Regions from separate parts of the Homo sapiens genome. Here region 1 is linked to region 2. A link is a loop called in an ENCODE intact Hi-C map of the cell type or tissue named here. Cell type or tissue: PC-9. All regions are shown on one strand. Links, peaks and the distances in the headings refer to the core of each region. The heading gives the core; the rest is flanking DNA.

The links. Peaks named below come from ENCODE experiments on the same cell type or tissue, not always from the same donor. Only the 100,000 strongest peaks of a DNase experiment are listed, where the experiment ranks them.
Region 1: it touches region 2 in a loop (1.9-fold over the local background); 1 of 110 quality-filtered maps calls a loop at or near these places.

What each region holds. Positions count from the first base shown.
Region 1 is chr3:166,281,636-166,289,098 of GRCh38, forward strand. No RefSeq gene overlaps it. Among named protein-coding and RNA genes, the nearest start is that of BCHE, 450 kb to the left of the region's middle. In PC-9, for the core only: no CTCF peak of the experiment used is centred there; a DNase peak (open chromatin) is centred at 3,586.
Region 2 is chr3:165,871,369-165,878,831 of GRCh38, forward strand. No RefSeq gene overlaps it. Among named protein-coding and RNA genes, the nearest start is that of BCHE, 38 kb to the left of the region's middle. RefSeq lists enhancers at 3,170-4,369, 3,213-3,736. In PC-9, for the core only: CTCF peaks have their summits at 3,387 (motif pointing right) and 3,588; a DNase peak (open chromatin) is centred at 3,453; H3K4me3 peaks cover 2,467 bases; H3K27ac peaks cover 1,853 bases.

The DNA of each region.
Region 1 (7,463 bases), core at 1,749-5,748, 410 kb after region 2:
AGGGTTTTCTATAAATAAATGCATTGCTATCAATGAACTCAAAACCAATCACAGACTCTAAGTGGTGAGAAGAGCTGAATTTTGTTCTAGAGTTATGATGAAGTTTATAAGCCATTGTTACAATTTTGTCTCTGCTTCATTCTTATTATGATATACATTAGATCTTGGTGTTAAAAGTTATTGTGTATACAGCAGAAAAAAATGTCTAATGTCTAGAAGACATTTTCAGCTCATTTCATACTGTGGATAGAGATTTTCTTTAAATTCCATAATCTGATTTCTGAGCCAAAAAGAGATCAATATATTCAGGTTATAAATAGAAAATGACCACCTCAACCTTTTACTTACTCTCTGATCTAAAGCTTAAGAAAACATTTTGTAAATCATGTCCCTTCCACACTTTTTCACACTTTATAATATCAACCTTTTATAACTCAACAGAGTATCTTTACTGGTGTTTATAGCCCCTTAATAATTAGGACATCAGGATAGATTGGTTTACCTTTATAAGACTTTCTGGGGCTTTTTAGGGTCATGTGGAAATATTACATTTTTTTAAGGCAGAAGCTGAATAACTGCCATGGCAATGACAGTGATGTAGATAATTCTGTTCTCTGAACTATGCCTCAGAGTCTCTGTATAGATTTAGGACATAACATTTTCATGGGTGATGGGGACAGAGGTCATGGAGAAGGGGAATTATGATTCAATTTAGTCTCCACTGGTCCCCATTGGTATAAAACTTCAACCAAACAATTTAATCACAATAACTGGATTTTTCTGGTTTTCACTGAATTCAAGTTGGCTAGTATAGCTTTGACACATTAATAGCTGCAATCCAAAGATGTTCAAAGATTACCAGACATTTAAGTTTTCTGGATGGATCTGAGGAGGAAAGAAGACTTTACTATGTATTGAGGACCTGGAAATACATATTATGATTCACATATACTAATATTTTCTTGCATCTGGAAGAAAAGAAAACTGACATATTTTAGTATTTTAAAATCTCCTCACTTCTGTTTATTTTTAAAAAGTAAAATAGCAGTTTCTTAAATAAGAACTTAACTTTGTCAAAGAGGAATCTCGAAATGTTTTTTACAATAAAAAATATAAACAGGGAAGAAACACACACTATGTTACAAAACGTCACTAAATATTGTGAGATGTTACGTTTAATTCCAAAACATCTAATGCTGGTTTTGATGTCCCTTTCTGATTAAAATGACTTGCCTAAGGGACTTGTTTTATTGTTAGTGAACGTATGCTTTTTTCACAATTTTCTTCACAAAACACTATCTATTAGGTACCTATTATGTTCTAGGCATTATGTTCACCATTTGAGGAATAAAGACAAAAAGACATGGTTGTATTATTTAGAAGCTCCACATGTAATGAAGGAGGAATGTGTATGCAGAGCGCTTCGATGTACTTGGATGAGTATTCCAAACAAGTGAACACAGTGAATAAAAAATAAAAAGTAACTTATTTTGCTTGAGGCCCAGAGAGATAAAGTGGGGGGTTGGGCCTGGGAACAATTTTCAGTTGTAACTTGTTGGAGCATAGAAAGGGGAAGAAAATACCAGGGAAAAAGAAGAGTGTGTTTATCAGAGTCCAATCAGGACAGGAGACCACATTAATCTGAACAAGAGAAATATGCAAAACTGTCAACTATTAAGTGTGACAAAAAGATAAAAAAGATAATCCAAAATTATAATGAAATAGTAAATGCAGAAAGCATCTATTGCCTCTAGGGCTGAGAGAGAGTGACCAAAGAAGAACCAAATTGAAAAAGCACACTTTTCAACTTTTCTTAGTTCATTTTCATTTGTTGTCTTCTCTCTAGCAGGTTGAACCAGAAAATAAAGACCCTACAAGAGGAACAGAAGCTTCTTTAATGATTAAACTTACCAAACTTGAAGATCTTGAAACGAAAGACTGTACTATCTAAAGATTTTTAAAGTACCCAAGTAGAATAATTAGCAAATCATTACTGAAAGATAACTCACTGACATTTTCTGACATTTAATTAGGTTTAAGATCTGAAATAATGGGATGTGCTATATTGACAATGAAAAAATAGATTTCAAAAGGTTGCATACTTCAGTGTAATTTATTTTAGTGTCTGAAAAACTGGTTTTATCAAAAAATAGTTTGTCTTTTAAAAATGGCCCGTGCTAGCAATTAAAATGAAAATAAAATCCACTCGGTTTACTTACATGTGAAACATATTGAGCAGATCTGCATTAGAAATTGAAAGACTTTCAAATCTGCCTTAAATGTGTTGCACTCTTGATACCATTTTCTGTACTGGCTCATTGGAAAATATCTTACATAGGTTGGGATTGTGGTTAATTAAAACAGGAAAAAAGAAAAAACAACTGCGCTTCCGTCATTGTCTTGAGTTTCCAAACAGTTTCTGACTCATTTCATTGGCAGAGCTGCTGCAGCATAGCACTGCAAGTTTCCATGGCCACATGCAGAATAGTTTTCAAAGATCGCCCAAGCCAGAGGAAACCAGGGCAGCTTATTATAGCTCATATGTTGAATGGTTAAAAAGCCGTATCAAAGCAAAACATATTTCTATTAAAGACCTGCTTTTTTTTTTCCCACCTTAAGGATTTTTACATTTCGTCATAATTATTTTTAATGGACACATAATTATATATAATTTATGAGGTACAGTATAATATTTTGATACATGTATACACTATAATAATGAAATAAAGGTGATTAGCATATTCATCACCTCAAACGTTTATAATTTCTTTTGTTGGGAACACTCAAAATCCTCTCTTCTAGATATTTGAAAATATACAATAAATTGTTACTTATTGTCACCCTACAGTGCTGTAGAACACTAGGATCTATTCCTTCTATCATTTTATATTCATTTACCAACCTTTTCCTATCCTCTCTCAAATACCCCTCCCAGCCTGGAATACTATTTTACCATGAAAAATAATGAAATCCTATCATCAGCAACATGGATGAGCCTGGAGGACATAATCTTAAATACAATAAGCCAGGCACAGAGGAATAAACACTGCACATTCTCACTCAAAGATAGAAACCAAAAAAGTTGATCTTATAGAAGCAGACCCATTTTTGAAAATTTTAAATTTTAAATTGTTTCTTTTGACTTAATTTACAGTGGCTCCTATATAAAATGAAGATGTTAGGGGAAGAAGGTGATAATGGCTTGTTATATTTCAGTGAATTCTTCAGTTTTCTAGTGCATTGCCTTTTCAAGGTGTCTGGGTAATGTATTCTTGGTATAGTTAGCATTAATAGAAAAAAGGAATAAATAAAGTTTACCACCATGATAAGTAATATCTGAAAGTAAACAGAGAAGAGTTATGGAGTCTGGTTGAAGGGAAACAAGATTGAAATTTGAGAAGCAGAGATATTTTGAAGGTAAAATATAGTTAACTGAGAATTTCTGCTCAAGTGATCAATGCAAAAAAAAATCTAGTAAACACAAGAATCAGTGTGGAAATACCTGGAAACCACTGTGCAGAGGCCTCAAGAAACACACCACTGATAAGACATTACACAAGGTTTATTGAGTCATCTAGTAGAGTACACATAACTTCCTCCCCCACCCCAATTTGTATTATTCCACGGCTTAGGTCAGGCATATATGATCAGCCTTTGTCATAGCCTATGTAAAATGTCAAGTAGGGAATGTCTCTGTCCCTGTATCACTCAGTAATGGCATCAGAGGGAAGACAACATCCATAAAACTACAAAGTGGGAAACGCTCTGGTCAGAGAAGTAGGCATATTACGAAGGGGAACCTCTGAGTTTAGTGTCTTGTGTCAGCCTGTTCTTTTGTTAACCTAACATAGACCTGCTATGCTGGCTATCTTCTGAGCTACTAAAGTAGGGAGAAAAATGAGTTTCTGAACTGTCAATGATTTTCTTTATAAATGCTACTGTACTCTTCGTTCATTCCCTTGCCATGTGTATATTACATCACTGATTATTTTCATCATTGTTAATTTCTGTCTTAGATTAGTTTATCTCAGAATCAGCATCAGGTTTCTCTATCTCATATATATATATATATATATATATATATATATACACACACACACACACACACATACACATACATATATACACATACATATACATACATATATATGAATATATATATATATATATACTCCTCAAATTTCGTTTTACCATGTGTAGAATTTCTATATGTGTGTGCAATGCTCAGTGGTAGGCCCTGCCTCCTGTTATATAATTTTCTTACTTTATTCTTTTCCATAGAGAAGATGTATTAATTCCTATCTTTTGAGAAGCTAGAAAGACCCTGCTGTGGTTTTAATTTTTCTTGAAATCAAATGGTGGTGACAGGTAACTTGATTTTACAGAATCGTTCTGTCTCCAAGATCTTCTCAGTAGCATTAAAAGAAATAGCACTTAGAAATTTGTATGGCCAATCCTTCACATGTATTTGTAAGTAGTATATATTTTTGATTTATCCTTGAACAAAATGTTAACCTGTTCTCAGCATTCTTATCTAATTCCTTAAATCAATATCTTTTTCAATTTCACATCAGTTAGGAGCCCAGTGTCACCCTGATGTAGCACTACTATTCATTGTCTATTTAGTGCATTTCATAACGTAGGCACGTGCAAAGTCACGGGCATGTGATTACAGGCTAGGATATCTCTGTTTCAAACTTTACTACAGCTCTTATAAGCTTATGTGAATCGACAGTAAGTTAGTTAACAACTGTGAACCTCAGTTTTCTTACCAAACTGTGTTTCGGTTTTTCAGTTTTCCTGTTTCTTAAATTGAAATAATTAGTTATTTTGAGGAGCATATTAAATACTTCATGTAGATTTTTAAAATTTATTTATTTATTTATTTATTTTTATTTTTTTATTTTGAGACGGAGTCTGGATCTGTTACCCAGGCTGGAGTGCAGTGGTATGATCTCCGCTCACTGCAACCTCTGCCTCCCAGGTTCAAGTGATTCTCCTGCCTCAGCTTCCAGAGTATCTGGGATTACAGGCTCCCGCCACCACATCCAGCTAATTTTTGTGTTTTTAGTAGAGACGGGGTTTCGCCATGTTGGCCAGGCTGATCTCAAACTCCTGTCCTCCAGTGATCCACCCACCTTGGCCTCCCAAAGTGCTGGAATTACAGGTGTGAGCCACCACACCCAGCCCACAGTAGGTTTTGTTGATAGTCTGCCCCTATTTCCTTGTGCCACCCCTCGGTTCGTCTAAAGCTGCAGCAGACATTTTCTGTACATGTATCACTCTATGTCTGTGCCTGATGGTTTTTCCTTGCCTAATATCACAGGAGAATGCTCAGCTTATGGGGAAGGTATTCTGGAAAATAAAAGTATTTGATTGGATAGATAGTTCACATTTTCTGTTTGTTAGGGTGTAAATATTAAAGCATGGTTTATATAGTTCCCTAGAGAATTTCCAATAAAATGAATCCTAATTTCTCATATCAGTAGCGTGCTTGTTAATGCACCCCTTATTATATTTTCCTCTTTCCTTGCCTTAATTGCCCACTGTTTTAGTTATATTACCTATTTTTACTTAACTCTGTGTCTTAGGGTCTACTTTGGTCAGAATCCAAACTAAAACATACTTTGTGAAAAGTGCATACGCTAGGGCCTGGCCCTGGCATTCTTCACCACGGTCAGTTTCCCAACTTACTTAGCTCTCCTTTGACATTATCAGTGTTTATCTGCTCTGTGTTCTATTTCTGGACCTCTAGAAGTGACTGTCTACTAATCCTCCTTCCCAAAAAAATTACGCTAAATTGCTGTTTTCTTAATATTTTTACATCTTTTCTCTGGGATATTTTTGCTTAAATAGATAATCATGAAATGAAAAGCCATAGGCCAAAAAAAAAAAAAAAATGAATCCCTATGATATTTTAGATACTTTGTGGCTAGTCAGTTGGGGAAATAGTCTTAAATATGAATTCTTTCAAAATGTCTCTAAATAATCACAGGTAGGTAATGAACTATCCTAATTAACTTTATTTACATCAGTATGTCTTAAAATAAATGAGTCATTAATAGCATAATGACATGGTGCCAACAATTCCAAATAAGTTTTATGTGATTCTCACATTGTATTTTGTATTTTCTTAAAGCATTTTGCACTAAAATGAAAGAGAATGAATTTTTGAATTTGCTTTACTCTTAGCAGATATGTATTTTACATGGTGCAACTTCACTTTCATAATTGGAATAAATCAAACTTCATGGTAATGAAAATATATCTTGAACTTGACATAATCCTCCAAGCATCATTTCAATTTATTATGGATGCTTAAGACAAATGTAATTATCATTATTTTTATGTAAAAAATTATCAAAAAGGTTTGAGATTTCTCTTTCCTTTTGCATGGATTGGCAATTATAAGTAGTTAATTATAAGAAATATTTGGATAGATTTCCTTCAAAAAACTGTATGCAAATAAATAAAATGACATTTAAAAATATTATTACAGTCTTATAGTGCATAGTTCTTTAGATCCATTAGTCTGTAAGCATCAGCAGTTAGCACTCCTGATACTTTGGACTAGATAATTATTTGTTGTGGGAGGTTGTGCTGTGCATTGTAGGATGTTTGGCAGCATCCTTAGTCTCTACCTACTGGATGCCAGTAGCACCTCCTCACCAGTGATGACAGTCAAAAATATCTCCAAACATTTGCAAAATATTCCTTGAGGGATAAAATTATTTTGGATTGAGAGCCACTGATGTATGTGTATATATATGTATGCATGTATGTATGTATGAACATATAAGTGTATATATATTCATCTGTGAGTGGTTAGCATAGGTCCCTGAACATGTTTACTACATGCTTAAGGAGGAAGGGAAGAAAAGATTTACTAAAATTTACTATGATGCATGTTTCTGTTTTTACATTTAAATATTCAAATTCAATAATTGACAAGCATGTAATCCAGGCAATCTCTCAACAAAATAAAAATAGGCAGCAATGACTATATACACAGCCAGAGGTACTTGATCATGAACATTTTTTACTTAAGATTTACAGCTATTTGTTGCCCTGACATCAATCTTTTCTTGTATCCCAGTCTAGTTGATCAAATGAAGGTCCTGCCCATCCTGGGCCTGGAATCTGCATCATCTATCAGAACCCTGAGTGCTTGAGGCTATCTTTTGTTTTCTAAATCTCACATCTTTTAGGGAAACAATTATTTCTCTATCTTTGGCTAGTTCCCTCACACTCTGCTGCCATGGCCAGCCATCAAAATATAAATTCCAATGCAACTTTCTGTTTCTAGTTGACTCTTTTAGTTAAAAATAATTCATTACATGATGTTATCAACTCATGGTAATTAAGTTACATGATGAAGATCCGTGAAGGCAATATTTTTTTCAAAACCATTTAAATGGGTTAACAATACTGTTAGTATCAATCTAAACAGTAGGTATATGAAG
Region 2 (7,463 bases), core at 1,530-5,529:
ACAAAGGGATGCTGGATTTTGTTGAATGATTTTTCTGCATCTATTGAGATGATTGTGTGATTTTTGTTTTTAATTCTGTTGATGTGTTGAATCACATTTATTTATTTGTGTATGTTAAAGCATCCCTGCATCCCTGGTATGAAACCCACTTGATCATGGTGGATTATCTTTTTGATATGTTATTGGATTCAGTTAGCTATTATTTTGTTAATGATTTTAGCATCTATATTCATCAAGGATATCAGTCTATATTTTTCTTTTTTGGTTGTGTCTTTTCCCGGTTTTGGTATTTAGGTGATGGTGGCTTCACAGAATGAATTAGGGAGGGTTCCTTCTTTCTCTCTTTTGGGTAATATTGTCAAAAAAAATTGGTACCAATTCTTTGAATTTCTGGTAGAATTCTGCTGTGAATCCGTCTGGTACTGGACTTTTCTGTGGTGGTAATTTTTTAATTACCATTTCAATCTCGCTGGTTGCTATTCGGCTGTTCAGGGTATCTAATTCTTTTTGATTTAAGCTAGGAGGATTGTATTTTTCCAGGAATTTATCCATCTCTTCTAGGTTTTCTAGTTTATGTGTGTAAAGGTGTTCATAGTAGCCTTGAATGATCTTTTGTATTTCAGTGGTGTCAGTTGTAATATCCCCTGTTTCATATCTCAGTGAGGTTATTTGGATTTTCTCTATTTTTTCTTGGTTAATCTTGCTAATGGTCTATTAATCTTATTTATCTTTTCAAAGAACCAGCTTTTTGTTTCATTTATCTTTTGTACTTTTTTGTTTGCTTGTTTGTTTGTTTGTTTCAATTTTGTTTCTCTCTGCTCTGATGTTGGTTATTTCCTTTCTTCTGCTGGGTTTGGGTTTGGTTTCTTCTTGTTTCTCTAGTTCCTTGAGGTGTGACCTTAGATTGTCTGCTTTTGCTCTTTCAGACTTTTTGATGTAGGCATTTAAAGCTATGAACTTTCCTTTTAGCACTACCTTAGCTGTATCCCAGAGGTGTTGATAGGTTGTGTCATTATTGTCATTCAGCTCAAATAATTTTTTAATTTCCATCTTGATTTTGTTTTTGACCCAATGCTTATGCAAGAGCAGGTTACTTAATTTCCATGTATTTTCATGGTTTTGAGGGTTGCTTTTCGATTTGATTTCCAGTTTTATTCCACTGTGGTGTGAGAGAATGCTTGATATAATTTCAAATTTATTAAATTTATTGAGGCTTATTGTATGGCCTGTCATATGGACTATCTTGGAGAAAGTTCCATGGGCTGTTGAATAGAATGAGCATTCTGCAGGTGTTGGATGAAGTGTTCTGTACATACCTGTTAAGTCCATTTCTTCCAAGGTATAGTTTAAATCCATTGTTTTTTGTTGTTGTTCTTGACTTTCTGTCTTGATGACCTCTCTAGTGCTGTCAGTGGAGTACTGAAGTCCCCCTCTATTTTTGTGTTGCTGTCTATCTTATTCCTTAGGTCTGTTAGTAATTGTTTTATAAATTTGGGACCTCCAGTGTTAGGTGCATATATGTTTAGGATTGTGATATTTTGCTGTTGGACAAGGCCTTTTACCATTATGTAATGTCCCTTTTTGTCTCTTTTAACCACTGTTGTTTTAAAGTTTGTTTTGTCTGATACAAGAATAGCTACCCCTTCTTCACTTTCAGTATCCAACTGCATGAAATGCCTTTTTCTACCCCCTTACTTTAAGTTTATGTGAGTCCTTATGTGTTAGGTGAGCCTCCTGAAAGCAGCAGCTAGTTGGTTGGTGAGTTCTTAACCATTCTACAGTTCTGTATTTTTTAAGTGGAGCATTTAGGCTATTTATAGTCAATGTTAGTATTGAAATTTGGGGTACTGTTGCATTCATCATGCTTTTTGTTGCCTTCATTGTTTTTTATTTTTATTTTTTGGTTTTTTGCTTTTGCCTTTTAACTTGTATCTTTGTTTTATAGATCCTGTGTGCTTTATGCTTTAAAGAGATTCTGTTTTGATGTGTTTCCAGGATTTGTTTGAAGATTTAGAGCTCCTTTTAGCAGTTCTCATAGTGGTGGCTTGGAAATGGAGAATTCTCTCAGTTTTCATTTGTCTGAAAAATGACTGTATCTTTCCTTCATATATGATACTTAGTTTTGCTGGATACAAAATTATTGGCTGAAGATTGTTTTGTTTGAGGTGGTTGAAGATAGGGCCCCAATCCCTTCTAACTTGGAGGGTTTCTGCTGAGAAATCTGCTGTTAATTTGATAGGTTTTCCTTTATAGGTTACCTGGTGCTTCTGTCTTACAGCTCTTAAGATTCTTTCCTTCTTCCTAACTTTGGATAACCGGATGACAACGTGCCTAGGTGAAGATCTTTTTGTGATGAATTTCCCAGGTGTTCTTTGTGCTTCTTGTGTTTGGCTATCTAGGTCTCTCACAAGACCTGGGAAGTTTTCCTTGATTATTCCCCCAAATATGTTTTCCAAGCTTTTAGAATTCTCTTCTTCCTCAGTAACACCGAATATTCTTAGGCATGGTCATTTAACATAATCCCAAACTTCTTGGAGGCTTTGTTCACATTTTCTTATTCTTTTTTCTTTGTCTTTGTTGGATTGAGTTAGTTCAAAAACCTTGTTTTCGAGCTCTGAATTTCTTTCTTCTACTTGTTTAATTCTATTGCTGAGACTTTCCAAAGCTTTGCATTTCTAAAATTGTGTCCAAAAGTTCCTGAATTGTTGATTGTTTTTTCTTTAAGCTATCTATTTCATTGACTATTTCTCCCTTCACTTCTTGTATCATTTTTTGGATTTACTTGCACTGGGCTTCGCCTTTCTCTGGTCCCTCCCTGATTAGCTTAATAACTAACCTCCTGAATTCTTTTTCAGGTATGTCAGGGATTTCTTCTTGGTTTAGATCCATTGCTGGTGAACTAGAGTGATTTCTGGGGGGTGTTGATGATCCTTATTTTATCATATTACCAAGGTTGGTTTTCTGGTTCCTTCCCATTCGGATAGGCTCTGTCAGAGGGAAGGTCTAGGGCTGAAGACTGTTGTTCAGATTTTTTTGTCTCATGGGGTGTCCCCTTGATGTTGTACTCTCCTCCTTTTCCTATGGATGCGGCTTCCTGTGAGTCTAACTGCAGTGATTGTTGTCTCTCTTCTGGGTCTAGCCACCCCGCAAGCCTACCCAGCTCCTGGCTGGTGCTGGGGATTTCTGCACAGAGTCTTGTGATGTGAACTGTCTATGGGTTTCTCAGCTGTGGATACCAGCACCTGTTCTGGTGGGGGTGGCAGAGGGTGCTGGCTCCGTGAGGGTTCTTAGCTTTGGTGGTTTAATGCTCTATTTTTGTGCTGGTTGACCTCCTGCCAAGAGGTGGCGCTTTCCAGAAAGCATGAGCTGTAGTAATGCGGAGAGGGACCAGTAGGGCGCAGGGCCCTAGAACTCCTAAGGTTATATGTCCTTTGTCTTCCAGTACCAGGGTGGGTAGGGAAGGACCATCAGGTTGGGGCAGGGCTAGGTGTGTCTGAGTTCAGACTCTCCTTGGGCGGGTCTTGCTGTGGCTGCTGTGAGATTCCCAGGTCACCAGAGCTGTGTACCTAGGAGGATTACCGCTGCTCCTGCTGAGTCATGCAGGTTGTCCGGGAAGAGGGGAAAAGCCGGCAATCACAGGCCTCACCCAGCTCCCACGCAAACCGAAGAGCTGGTCTCACTCCCACAGTGCCACCCACAGCCTGTTTCCAGGCGGAGAGCGGGCTTAAAAACTTGTCCGAGGCTTTCCACCTCCCAGCTGCAAAAGAAAAGGGCTTCAGTTCTTCCCTCACCTGTGAAGTCTGCAAGCCAGATTCACACCCTCTCCTGCGTTCTGGCCAGGAGGCTTCTCTCCCTGCTCAAATTGTTACAAAGTTCAGGTGGGGAAGTCCTTCTCCCGGTGGGGTTTTACCCCCTGCTCCTCTGGCCACCCTCCTGATGGATCCCTGTGGTGCCAGGCAGGCAGGAATGGGCTATGGGGATTCAGTGAGCTCCCAGGGCCTCCCAGCTACCTCCTCCACCCCTGTATTTCAATCACCTCGGCTCTCTAATTTGACTCAGCTCCAGGTAAGTCGAGAACGTCTCCAGCAAACAGACCTTCAGCTTCTCCGGTGGGGGTGTGTGTTTGGGAAAGGAGGGTCTCTTTCCCACTTCTGCAGTTGGGGCACTCACAGTATTTGGGATGTCTCCCTGGTCTTGCAGGAGCAGTCTGCTTCCTTCAGAGGGTCTGTGGGTCCTCTCTGGGTTGCTGGTTTGTTTTTGCAGTCAATCTGGTGCTAAAATTCACAATGCAAGCCTCTGCATACTGCGCTGTCTGGAGCTGCAGTCTAGTCCTGCCTGCTGTCCGCCGTGATCTGCTGTATCTCTCATACCTTAAATATTTTTAATATGGAGTTTTAGCATGTTGATCCTATGATGATGGTGATGATGATGACGAGATAACTTAATCAGTCTCTCCTAGTACCAGTCTCTGGGCCAAATGCTTTGCATGCATAACCTCAATGCATCCTCACTGCGACTCTGTGAAATAGAAAGCATATTATAACTGGCTTGCAGTTGAATTAACTGAGACTTAGCAACACTAAATAAGTAATGCCTGAGTTGGCTTATCTGAAAAATTGGCGGACTCAGGGTCCAAAACCAAACAGTATTAATCCAAAGACCTATGCAGCTTCAATGACAATATTTCTCCAAATATGGGCCATGAAACATTTACATCATTGTCAGTAGAAAATGCAGATTTTGTTCTCACACCATGCCTTCTATGTGTATGTCCAATGTTAATTCAATAATTACATTTTGACCATACTCAATTCTTAATACACAATTCCAACATCTACATTTTCCTAAGAGCTTAGTGTATAACTTCAAAGGCCAAGAATGAATAAAAAGGATTATTTCATCCATATGACCAGCTTTTGGAATGGGAAAAAATAATTTCTGTAGACTTTTCTTGTCTATGAAAATTGCCTAAATATTATGGCATCAAAAGAGAATGACTTATTTTTACTAAATATGAAATTCTGTTTAATGTATAATAATGCAATGATTCTCAGTCATTTGACTATCCCTCTACATGAAACAACTAAGGAATAAAATGCATTCCTGTCAGTAAAAGTGGCTGACTGAAGCCGTGATCTAAAAATGGGAAGAAAAGGAGACGTGTAGTTAATTAAAAGACTCTTAACCTCTGATTTATTTGAGAATCCCTAATGACATTTTTGTCAACCATTACTATTGTTAATTTCAACAATGTGCTGTTTTGAAAGTTGGTGAAAAAAATCATAGAAATATTATTAGCAATATTCACAAGATATTTATTTGTGGATCAAACATTGTACATGTAGTAATGGAAGTATAGAATGTTTGGGAATTAGCCAAGAGGAAGGTCCATTTTATCTTGTTTCACCAAAGAAGGATAAAAAATTGCTTGCAATTCAACAAGAGGAAAAGTATATTCGTGCAACACAAAATTGTGGGTAATACATTTTATTGTGTAGTAAATATGTATAAGAAAAAGAGGTTTATTATATACTGTGCATGCTGACATAGCATATTGTTTATGACATGAATACATAATTTATAGAAAATGATTAAATTATTTCAGAGATTATTTTACATTCTATCACTTATAAGCTATAAATATTTTGTTGCTAAAAATTCAATGATCAGTTTTAGTTTAGACTGACAGATGTCCCCACATTAAGATGTCAGATACTTGAGTTATTCATTCTGAATAAAACCACAATGCCAAATGCTGCCACAGAATGTACAGAAAATTGTCATATCAATTAAGATGAAGTCAGTAACGATCCATATGTTAAAAAGTCATAATTGTGAAGGCTGAGTCATTACTTAGGAATTTGAGTTTTATATGTTTAAGAATACATCATTGACATATTAACTATTTCTCTTTCTTTGCATCTATATAATTCAGCAGTACTTAAAATGACATTTTGTCAGCAAATTTCAAAAATTTTTGGAATTAAAAAACTCCAAAACTTACTGCAAATTGATACCCTGTACACATCCCTACATTATCTCGGCTGTATGTCTTCACATGCCTGCAAAGATGGTCACAATGGAGTGTTTGAAACCATCATTTTCTTTGTAACTTTTGTACAGCACATAGCCTCTTGAAATCTTGTCTGTATTGCAGCTCTCTGTGTGCACCTTTTATCATCTCTACTGAACTCTAAGCTCTTTGAAGGTAGAGTCCAAGTGTTCATCTTTGTTTCTGTGCTTATAGATTAGAGATTTAACCGTGGTAGGTTTTGAGTTAAAAAAAAAAATGTACTTTCCCAATTTTGTTCTTCCCATAAATGACCTGAGCAGAGAGGTTATGAAAACAGGTATTGCATTTCTATGATATAATTCAGGGGAGAGTCAGGACCTGTGGTTTCTGCAAGCTGTTATCACAAACATAGGCCATTTATAGTTGTCATAAACATTTGTTGCAACAAGAGAAATATTTAAAAGCATTTTCTTATGTGGACATGACTGCATTATGAGTTTTCAAGTCTCTTTTCTCCAATATATTGTGAGAATTAAAAATACGTATTTATCATCTACTACATGAGGCAGTGGGTTGTGTGGAATGGGGAGGAAGAGGAAGCTGAAGTACTAAATCTGTTGATATCTCTCTTGATCATGTTTCCATGTGTCTGGAATCAGTGGCCAGAGTCAAGAAATCTCAAGAAGTTTCATATCTCTAAATCCCGTTCAGAGACAAGGGATATGGAAGTACAAAGATGGACTCAGTAAATTGCCTAACTTATGTGAATCTCCTCAAATATCATTAATTTCAATGTATTCCTTTTTATCAAACCCAAAGTACACTCAATTTTTTACATTGGTTACCTTAAATTGTACTTCCTTTCTATGGAAATAACTGTTAATACACAATCAGTATCTTCTTATATTGATTAAAAATTGCTAATCATATTATAAGATCTTACATTTCTATTAATATTTGAATTATTAAACCTGAACAGCTACACACTTCAATTAATAAAATTTTCTTTCATTGACAAAAAGCTGTCAGACTATATAATAAAACTACCTCATTTTAAATACCAAAATACTGAATAATTTTACATTCAACTCATTTATTAAGAATAATACAGAATATGTTGCATGACAAGCATTCACAAATGTGAATATAAGATATTGACATAACCTAAATTAGAATATACAAATATATTTTATCACAATATTTTATCTATATGGATGAAAAATGTCATTTCATACAATTTAGAGGTATGTTCAATGTGTCTTGAAACAACAAAAAACTCTATTCAAAAATAAGTGTTTTCAGAGAAAAAAAAAAGAGTAGGTTTTTATTTTTTTATTTTTATTTTTATTTTTTATAATATGCAGTCATAAGAAAGAATGAGTTCACCCCGTCTCTACTAAAAATACAAAAAATTAGCCGGGCGTGGTGGCGAGCGCCTGTAGTCCCAGCT